2 separate regions of the Homo sapiens genome follow, and region 2 is linked to region 1. A link is an interaction called in ENCODE POLR2A ChIA-PET data of the cell type or tissue named here. Cell type or tissue: OCI-LY7. All regions are shown on one strand. Each heading gives the region's core, and the rest is flanking DNA. Links, peaks and the distances in the headings are about the cores only. Region 1 has its middle 4.5 kb from the start of ST14. Region 2 has its middle 8.8 kb from the start of APLP2.

Region 1 (5,377 bases), core at 324-5,323:
GGGCAGAGGTTGCAGTGAGCTGAGATTGTGCCATTGCACTCCAGCTTGGGTGATAGAGCCAAACTCCATCTCAAAATAAAATAAATAAAATAAAATAAAATAAAATAAAATTTAAATTTAAATTGGCCAGTCACGGTGGCTCACACCTGTAATCCCAGCACTTTGGGAGGCTTAGGCGGGCGAATCACGAGGTCAGAAGTTCGAGACCAGCCTGGCCAGCATGGTGAAATCCCGTCTCTACTAAAAATACAAAAAATTAGCCAGGTATGGTGGCGGGCGCATGTAATCCCAGCTACTTGGGAGGCTGAGGCAGGATAATTGCTTGAACCCGGGAGGTGGAGGTTGCAGTGAGCTGAGGTTGTACCACTGCGCTCCAGCCTGGGTGACAGAGCGAAACTCCATCGCAAAAAAAAAAAAAAAAAAAATTAAAATTAAAATGACCTAAAAGACATTGAAAACAAAAAGCAGGCAGAAAGTAAACTATGGTGCAAAGAGAGTCAAGCCTGGATTGTAAAACCATATAAAGAAAAACAAGGAGATGGGCATGGTGGCTCACACCTATAATCCCAGCGCTTTGAGAGGCTGAGGCGAGAGGATTGCTTGAGCCCAGGAGTTCAAGACCAGCCTGGGCCACATGGCCAGACCCCTTACCACAGGGAGAAAAAAATCTTTCTATACAAGATGGCCAAAAAAAACCCCAAAAAGTTAGCTGGGCGTGGTGGCGCACACCTGTGGTCCCAGTAACTCTGGAGGCTGAGGTGGGAGCACTGCTTGAGCCTGAGAGGTCGAGGCTGCATTGAGCCCGTGACTGTGCCATTGCACTCCAGCCTGGGCAACAGAGAGAGACCATCTCAAAAAACAAACAAACAGCCGGGTGCGGTGGCTCATGCCTGTAATCCCACCCAGCACTTTGAGAGGCCGAGGTGGGCCGATCACGAGGTCAGGAGATCGAGACCATCCTGGCTAACACGGTGAAACCCCGTCTCTACTAAAAATACAAAAAATTAGCCATGCGTGGTGGCAGGTGCCTGTAGTCCCAGCTACTCAGGAGGCTGAGGCAGGAGAATGGTGTGAACCTGGGAGGCGGAGCTTGCAGTGAGCCGAGATCGCGCCACTGCACTCAAGCCTGGGTGACAGAGCAAGACTCTGTCTCAAAACAAACAAACAAACAAAGCAAAACAAAAAACCAAGAAAGTAACCACCATCCATGTCAGTAGAGTGGTCACTCTTACTGGGGAGAGGAGGGATTGTTTTGGGAATGGGCCCATGGAGGGCTTGGCATGAGGGTTGGCAAGGTTCTATCTCTTCTCACATCTGGTCTTCTGTTTTCTTTTCTTTTCTTTTTTTTTTTTGAGAAGGAGTCTCGCTCTGTCGCCCAGGCTGGACTGCAGTGGTGCGATCTCAGCTCACTGCAACCTCCGCCTCCTGGGTTCAAGCAATTATCTACCTCAGTCTCCCGAGTAGCTGGGATTACAGGCACTCGCCACCACACCCAGCTAATTTTTTGTGTTTTTAGTAGTTTTGGTGTGAGCCACTGCGCCCAGACTCACATCTGGTCTTCTATGGAGTTGCCTTATAATAATCCAGTAAGCTGTATATTTGTTTTATGCTGATTTCTATATTTCCACCACATTTAACAATAAAAAAATTTGTGACAACAGTCCCGGCACGGTGGCTTACGCCTGTAATCCCAGCACTTTGGGAGGCCGAGGTGGGTGGATCACCTGAGGTCAGGAGTTCGAGACCAGCCTGACCAACATGGAGAAACCCTGTCTCTACTAAAAACACAAAATTAGCCAGGCGTGGTGGCAGGCACCTATAATCCCAGCTGCTTGGGAAGCTGAGGCAGGAGAATCGCTTGAACCTGGGAGGCAGAAGTTGCAGTGAGCTGAGATTGCACCATTGCACTCCAGCTTGGGCAACAAGAGCGAAACTCCGTCTCAAAAAAAAAAAAATTGTGAAAACATTTACTTGCATTTTTCCTTATTCATGTGGTCTTTGAATAATTTAACAAAGACTGGTTGAGTGCATGCTGGGGATGCTAACAGACACTGGTCCATGCCTTCAGGAGTTTTGCGCCTGGAGAGGAAACCATTCTCTGTAACCACAAGGCCTAGAGTGGAGCAGAGAGGAAGGAGAGCTTGCAGGGCTGTGTGTAGCCCACAGGAGAGATGATGGTGGCGTGGAATAGGGACACAGCAGGAGGGAAAAGGAGAATTAGACAGGTTCCAAACATGTTTTAAAGGTAGAACCAACTGATTGGTGATTTGTTTGTGTGTTTGTTGTTTGTGGGTGGGTGGGATAAGGAAAGGAGAGGTCAGTGATGTCTTCTAGAACTGGTTGACTAAATGGATGAGGAAGCCCTTTGCTAAGATAGCTGGATCCAGAGTAGCATAAACAAATGGGTGTTTGTGGCACACAAACCCGCTCTGCTGCTGCAAAAGGAGGGGTCATCTTCTCCCCTATATTCCTAGAACATCATCTTTTGTTTAGAGATGGGGTCTCACTTATGTTGCCCAGGCTGGAATACAGTGGCTATTCACAGGTGTGATCACAGCTCACTGAGGCCTCGAACTCCAGGGCTCAGAGATCTTCCTGCCTCAGCCTCCCGAGCAGCTGGAACCACAGGTGCCTGCCACAGAGCCTGGCCTGCTAGAGCGTCGTCTTTCATCTCAGAGCTGAATGAGCATCTTGCCCACAGAAGTGCTCAGTGCTGGCATTTGAATGCTATCCATATGCAATGCATCAGCTGCAAATTCAGATGAAGAGGAAGCCACGCAGAGGCCAAGCCCTTCCCCCTAGGACCGCTGTGCCGCACCAGCTCATGGAAGTGCAGGAGCCAGGAGGAAGCGTAGCCATCAACTATCACATCAGACCCATTTGGTTTAATCCTCATGAAATTATGATATGCTGGCCGGGCGTGGTGGGTCATACCTGTAATCCCAGCACTTTGGGAGGCCAAGGCGGGTGGATCACCTGAGGTCAGGAGTTCAAGACCAGCCTGGCCAACATGGAGAAACCCCATCTCTACTAAAAATACAAAAATTATCTGGGAGTGGTGGCACGCACCTGTGATCCCAGCTACTTGGAAGGCTGAGGCAGGAGAATCACTTGAACCTGGGTGGAGGTTGCAGTGAGCCGAGATCCGAGATTGTGCCATTACACTCTAGCCTGGGTGACAAGAGCAAAACTCTGTCTCAAAAAAAAAAAAAAAAAGAAAGAAAAGAAAATAAAATAAAAAAAAGAAATTATGGTATGCTTTTGTTTCTAAACTCGGTGAAGAGACCCAGTAGCAGACAGCTTACTTGACGGACACTGATCAGCTCCACAGACTGTCCTCGCTCACTGTCTCCAAACAGCATTTTCAGTGCTCTTATGTGTATCAGGAAGATCAAAATACACTATACCATAAGTCCTAAGTGACGGAAGAGATTAGTTATTAAATTCTGGGGAAAGTTAATCATATTCACTTTGAAACTTTAGCTGAATTTGGATCTCACTAAGGGGAAGGGGCCAAGTCATCGGGGATGGGGTGGGAAGGACCGTGCAGGAAAAAGCAGCATTACCTCAAGGATACTAAACACCTGGCGTTTAGAAAGTGCATTTTCCCCATGAAGCATGTTTGACAGGGAAGCATGAGGGCTGTGCCAAGACAAAAGCAGAAGTGGTTCTAGGTGTCGAATTCATATAAACCTTGTTGTTTCAGAAGGTTTAGGTACATTTATGGATGCCAGCTCCATAACCGGTTCATTTGACTTTATTCTGTTCATTCTCAACCTCTACCACACCTCTTTGCTGTTTGCACTTTTCTTCTTTATTGAAGGAGCATGAGTCGCCTGCAGGCCTGGCACAAGCTGCTCTGGTCTCCCCGCCTTGGATGGTACCAGAGCACTGGCTGTTTCACACTTGGGCTGGGCCTACCTCACATGGCCCTACTGTCTCCCACATTGTCACCAGCTTCAGCCAGTGTCCTTTAGCCTGTGGGCAGGTCCACATTTGCACACCTTCTAAGTGGTCCCGGCCACAAGGACATAGGGGCTTGTTGGACATGCCCTTGAGGGGGTCCCAGGGACACAGATGTAACTTTCCCAGCAGGCAGTCCTGGAACCAGGAAGAGGATGGCTCCCTGGAGAGGAGCGATGACAGCTTTGCAGTGCTGGGGCCGGGGAAGGGCCAGTGAGGGGGTGGTGGAGAAGGCACAGTGGGTGGTGAAGGTTGGGTCATTTGGTCATGAGTCACTCTTTCTATAGCAGAGAAATGACACGGACCTCAAGCCAAAATCTGGGCTTGAGTTGGATTTGTTCCTTGTGAGTGTGAGAATCTGGTCCTGTTCTGGAGGCTGTCTGCTCTTGGGTTCCTTCACTTACCATTTAGGAACAAAAGCACTGACATTTCATAATTTTTTGAGGATTAAACCAAATGGGATTCATGGAATAACATATGGTTACACTGCCTCCTCCAACCCAGGAGTGCACATAGGGTGCATGCAGCAAGGTATCCCCATGCAGCCATCCTAGGGGAAGGGTCTTGTCCTGCATCGCTTTCTCTTCATCTGCACTAGCAGTCAATGCATTGCATTCATACGGCATCCAAATCACGCTGAGCGCCCAGCTCTACGAGATAAAAGATGAGGCCCTAGGAAGTGGGGAGACAACGTGAGTCACTGCGTTTGCAGCAGCACAGAAGGTCTGTGTGTCAGGAGTACCATCTCATTTACGTCACATTGAATTTGGCTTACTTTCCATCACTCACACTAGTTGAAGAATGCTGTGCCATTGGTAATCCAAAGGAAAATTTATTTTTATATATTTTCTTTTTCTTTTTTTTCTTTTCTTTTTTTTTTTTTTTTTTTGAGAGATGGAGTCTCGCTCCAGGCTGGAGTGTAGTGGCATGATCCCGGCTCACTGCAACCTCCACTTCCCAGGTTCAAGCAATTCTCCTGCCTCAGCTTCCCAAGTAGCTGGGACCACAGGCATGCACCACCATGTCCAGCTAATTTTTGTATTTTTAGTAGAGATGGTGTTTCACTATATGTTGGCTAGGCTGATTTCAAACTCCTGACCTCAGGTGATCCACCCACCTCAGCCTCCCAAAGTGCTGGAAGCCAACGTGCCAGCCTTTTAGAAATATTTTCTGTTTAGCTTTGGAATGCTTTATGTGATGGAAGGCAGCAGATTCATTCTTCTTTCAATTAAATTGACCCAATATATTGTGTTAGTCATTGTGCTAGGCTTTGAGGGTGCAAAGGCAGTTAAGACACAGACAGAAAATGCAACGAAATGGTGGTGAGCTCCATGAGAGAGGTACAAACAGAGCTAGTTCTGGTTGAGAGGGAAGGAAACTCCTGGGGAGGAGGTAGCATATCAGTCAGGAAGCG
Region 2 (5,377 bases), core at 233-5,232, 94 kb before region 1:
GTTGGCTGAAGGCATCCAGCGCATTTTGTTTGCGCCCCGTCTTCTTACCTCCGTTCCCTAGTTACTGACTCAGGGGTGAGTATGTGACCCTGTTCAATCAGAGAATGTCAGGACTCCTGTTGGGAAGGCTGGGCGAGAAGCTGTTTTTTCTTCTGGATAATTTCCTGTGCAGATGTAGGATGAGACCTGCAACTATTGTGAATGATCTGCCATCAGCCTGCAGGTGAAGCTTTCCCAGGAGGAGCAAGAGCATCACAGAGCCGTGAGCTGAGGTCCTGACGGAAACCATGCCTGATCCCTGCCCCTTTAGGCTTTTCCAGTTGTGTGGGTCAATAAACACTATTTTTCTTTCGATCAGGTTGAGTAGACATTTCTATTATTTACAGCCAAAAACATCCTGATGAGACAAGTGCTCCCTATAATTCTCATTAATTCATTCTAAATGAGTTAATATCTGCTAAGGCGCTTAGGACAATGCGTGGCATGTAGTGAGTGCTAATGAGAGTTATAGTTACTGTCATCGATAAAAGTGTTACTGTTACAAAATGAAGACAATAATGACTGCCCTGTCTTTTTTTTTTTTTTTTTCTGAGATGGAGTCTCACTCTGTCATCCAGGCTGGAGTGCAGTGGCGTGATCACAGCTCACTGCAACCTCCACCTCCCTGGTTCAAGCAATTCCCCTGCCTCAGCTGCCCAAGTAGCTAGGATTACAGGTGTACACCACCACGCCTGGCTAATTTTTTTTGTATTTTTAGTAGGGACAGGGTTTCACCATGTTGGCCAGACCTGTCTCGAACTCCTGACCTCAGGCAATCCACCTGCCTCGGCCTCCCAAAATGCTGGGATTACAGGTGTGAGCCACTGCACCCGGCAACAAGGTTTTATTTGTTTATTTATTTATTTATTGTTGTGACAGATTCTTGTCTGTCACCCAGGCATCATCGTGCCACTGCAGCCTTGAACTCCTAGACTCAAGGGATCCTCCCACCTCAGCCTCCCAAATAGCTGAGACTACGAGTGTGCACCACTGTGCCTGGCTGTTATTTTTATTTTTAGTAGAGACGGGTCTTGCTTTGCTGCCCAGGCTAAGTTATTGTTGATAAGATCAAGAAAGACAAAAGAAAAGTGAAAGATTACTCCCTCCGTTATAAACGTAACATATATCCATTATAGGAATATTTTTTAAAGAATAAAACAATCACTTATAATCCTATTATCCAGAAAAAAATATGTTGGTTCATTTTCTTTCAGTCGACTTTAAATGCATAAGAGAAATTTTTCCACATATGCAATTCCTACTATGACTTCTGAAATTTTAACACATCTTATAAGCATTTTTCCATAATTTATTCTCATTTGGATTATTTTCCTAGGATGGATTCCTAGAAATGAAATAAGTGAGTTTTACATGGTTCTTTTAAATATGAAAGGAAATGATGGACACAAAACAAATTTGAAAATTCAAAAGCGTCATACAAATATGAGCTTCTCTTTCCCTAAACTTGCACTGCAACCATAAATAACCAACCAGAACTACCTACTGTCCTGTACCAAGCCCTTATTATATGCTGTATGCTGAGCTAAACATGTAAGCATTTTATCCATTATTCCACTTAGTCTTTCTAAGATGCCTGCTAAAAAGCTGATGATATCCCATAGCTGTCAAGTTAAAGGACAAAATCATTGTCCCTTAGGAATCCTCTTCTCTCTCGTCATTCTTATATGGCATCATGCTACTTCCATGTTAATACCCACACAGATGCCTTTGCCTGGCTGAGCACCTGTTCGCCACAGCCACCTTCTTTGTCCAGGTGGCTCCCACCTTTCCAAACTCAGTTAAAGCATGTTTTCCTTTGAGAAGTTTTCCCTGTTATCCTAACACTTTTAAATGCTGAACTAAGAGCCTTTACTAAATTGAGATTAGGAAGCACAAGCAAAGTATATTGAACATAGTAGGTGCCAAATAAATATTGAATTAATTTTTTTTTAAGAGACAGGGTCTGCTGTGTTGCCCAGGCTGGCCTCAAATCCTCAAATTCCTAAGCTCATGCGATCCTCTCACTCCAGCCTCCTGTGTAGCTGAGGCTACAGGAGTGCTACCACATCTGACTCTTTAATGAATTATTATTACATGAACTTGGTGTAGATATCTCATCAGGAAATGTTGGTTACATTATTAATAAAATACACATTGTCCAGAAAAAGAATGAATTTTCTGGGTAGTTTGTGTTTAGTATGTGAAATATTGTGTTCAGTTTTGGATTCTATACTTTTAGAGGCTGATTGGTAAATTGGAATGTATACAGAGATCTAAGGATGGTAAGAATGGAAACAGTATTACAAGTAAAATGGTTAAAGAAGTGAATCTGTTTATTAAAGAAAAGACTTTGTATGGCCAGGCTTGGTGGCTCACGCCTATAAATCTCAGCACTTTGGGAGGCCGAGGTGGGCAGATCACTTGAGGTCAGGAGTTCAAGACCAACCCGTCCAACATGGCGAAACCCCATCTCTACTAAAAATACAAAAATTAGCCAGGTGTGGTGGCGCGTGGCTATAATCTCAGCTACTCAGGAGGCTGCGGCACAAGAATCACTTGAACCCGGGAGGCAGAGGTTGTAGTGAGCCCAGATCACACCACTGCACTCTAGCCTGGGCAACAGAGCAAGACTCTGTCAAAAAGAAAGAAAGAGAGGAAGGAAGGAAGGAAGGAAGGAAAGAAGGAAGGAAGGAAGGAAGGAAGGAAGGAAGGAAGGAAGGAAGAAGGGGAAGGGGAAGGAAAGGGAAAGGGAAGGGGAAGGGGAAGGAAGGAAAGAAAGGAAAGAAAGAAAAGACTTTGCGGGTGATAGTGGGGGTGTGCAGAATGGGGTATGACAGCCACCTTTAATTATGTGATGAAGATTAGTTCAATAAAAAGACAAAATGTCCAGCCAATGGAGCTGTGAACTTCTCTGTCCTTCTATTGTAGTAAATGACTTCCACACCAGGCAGAAAGATGACACAAATACCTTCAAACTCTGATGTGGGGCATGTCAAGAAAGCAGTTTTACATCAGCTTTTCTGAAAAGCAAGTACCATGTAAAAATCACCAACGATAAGAACTTTTAGTATAAGCAGCTCCCAGCGCTGAGGTTTTTTTCACCATTATTTTGTATTTTCTGCACTGAAGGCAGAAGAAATTATTCAAAGAAGGACCAAACAAGAATACCAAACAACGTAGCATTACTACAGGTAGATGAGAAAATAGCCACAACACAGAGGGAGAACAAACCGACTGAAGTACAGGGAATGAGATGGTTTCTTTCAAATAAGGGTTAAGGGCTGGGCGGTGCGGTGGCTCACACCTGTAATTCCAGCACTTTGGGAGGCTGAGATGGGCAGATTGCCTGAGCTCAGGAGTTTGAGACCAGCTCGGGTAACATGGTGAAACCCCATCTCTACAAAAATATAAAAAATCAGCCAGGCATGATGGCAGGCGCCTGTAATCTCAGCTACTCGGGAGGCTGGGGAAGGAGAACTGCTTGAACCCGGGAGGCTTGCGGCGAGCCGAGATCGCGCCACTGCACTCCAGCCTGGGCAACAAAGAAAAACTCTGTCTCAAAAAACAAAAAACAAATAAGACTTAGGAACAATAATAAATGAAGGAAGCTAACTAGGCAGGGCTATATATGAGGACAGTTCCTGCAGGAGGGATTTGCAGCCAGAGGTGGTTTTTCTGCAGAGCTAATGCAGAGCAAGCTTCCAGGCCACTCTTTTGCCCCAGTTTCTTCCGAGGCTGTGGTAGGACCCCAAGCAATCTCGTACTGTTTCTCTTCAAGAGAGCACCTGACTTATGTAAGTTTTAGGACTTGCAAAACCTGTTTTCAAGCCTGTAAACCAGTTTACCACCAAAACAAAACTTAGTATACGCATAAGGTGTTTAAAGATTTTTTTGTAGCATTTAATTTTAGACATGCCCACATACCCGGATTGTAATCAGTTAAATTAATATTGTCTTTGAAAACAAAACATACTCTAGGACCAGATTCTTTTCCATATCAAGGCCCTGCTTTGGCATCGAATCTGGGGACCCTGTATTGATTTTAAATACTTGATATTTTTGTCTACTTGACTTATTTGATAAAAGCAGACCCTTAGTCTAGATCAGTAGGAGGTAGAAGAAAGGCTTTATAAACGATTTAAATCTTAATTACCTATTAATGTGGTAAACGTGTGTATTATATAAGGTTAAACCTGTTCTGCCTCAAGCAACTGCATTGCTTCCCTCTGAGAAGTGATTCCACCTGCTCAGCATCAGCGGCAAACAGAACACAGAAGCACCCTAAAGAGCTGGGTGTGATGGTACGCGCCTGTAATCCCAGCTACTCAGGAGACTGAAGCGGGAGGATCCCTGAAGTCCAAGGAGTTCGAGGCTGTATTGTGTCATGATCATGCCAGTGATAGCCACAGCACTCCAGCCTGGGCAACATAGTGAGACCTCATCTCTAATAAGTTAAAAAAAAAAAAAAGCGCTGGTGTGGTGGCTTACACCTGTAATCCTAGCACTTTGGGAGGCCGAGGCCAGTGGATCACTTGAGCCCAGGAGTTTGAGACCAGCCTGGGCAACATGGCAAAATCCCTTCTCTACAAAAAATATAAAAATTAGCAGGCTATGGTGGCACATGCCTGTAGTCCCAGCTACCTGGGAGACTGAAGTGGGAAGATCACCTTAGCCTGCTAAAATAGAGGCTGCAGTGAGCCATGATTGTGCCACTGCACTCCAGCCTGGGTAACAGAGTGAGACCCTGTCTCAAAAACAAAACAAAACAAAACAAAACAAAACAAAACAAAACAAAACAAAACAAAAGGGAAGAAAAAAAAAATTCAACCTGAGGCTGATTTTTTTTAAGTGTTCTAAGTAGTAGAGAAAGATGCAACAGCTAAATACATTTTTATAAGGACTCTTCTGTTTATTATTAAGCATGTGACTTTACAGACTATCACACAGCCTGAAAATGTAAGGAAAAGGAATGACAAGCCATTGAAACATTTTTATGCATCCATTGAGGGCTGTATCAGACTAATATTTTCCGATATTTGGTAGGGAGTTGGTTAGCATGATGTGATCAGGAGACCATATATTTCTAAGTCAGTAAAACCAGGATTCAGTTTCCTTCTCTGCTAGTACTGGTTTTGGCTATTGACAAGTTATTTAACCTCTTTGAGCCTCAGTTTTCTCATCTGTAAAATGGGTTTAATACACATTTTACAAATCTCAACTGGGTCTCTTTCATTTTCAATTTTTTCCCTTCCACCACTGCCTCCTTATCAGTGACAAACAGGAACAACAACCAAGTTCTCCACCCATACCCTACAAGAGCTACTCTCCTAGTTTTTGC

What was found. ChIA-PET counts read pairs that join two places held together with the same protein. Peaks named below come from ENCODE experiments on the same cell type or tissue, not always from the same donor. Only the 100,000 strongest peaks of a DNase experiment are listed, where the experiment ranks them.
Region 2: POLR2A ChIA-PET joins it to region 1 with 6 read pairs; 6 of 35 experiments call an interaction of 5 or more read pairs at or near these places.

Annotation. Positions count from the first base shown.
Region 1 is chr11:130,152,640-130,158,016 of GRCh38, forward strand. No RefSeq gene overlaps it. Among named protein-coding and RNA genes, the nearest start is that of ST14, 4.5 kb to the right of the region's middle. In OCI-LY7, for the core only: no CTCF peak of the experiment used is centred there; DNase peaks (open chromatin) are centred at 802, 2,092, 2,662, 3,652 and 2 weaker places; H3K4me3 peaks cover 1,782 bases; H3K27ac peaks cover 3,934 bases.
Region 2 is chr11:130,058,388-130,063,764 of GRCh38, forward strand. No RefSeq gene overlaps it. Among named protein-coding and RNA genes, the nearest start is that of APLP2, 8.8 kb to the right of the region's middle. In OCI-LY7, for the core only: no CTCF peak of the experiment used is centred there; no DNase peak of the experiment used is centred there.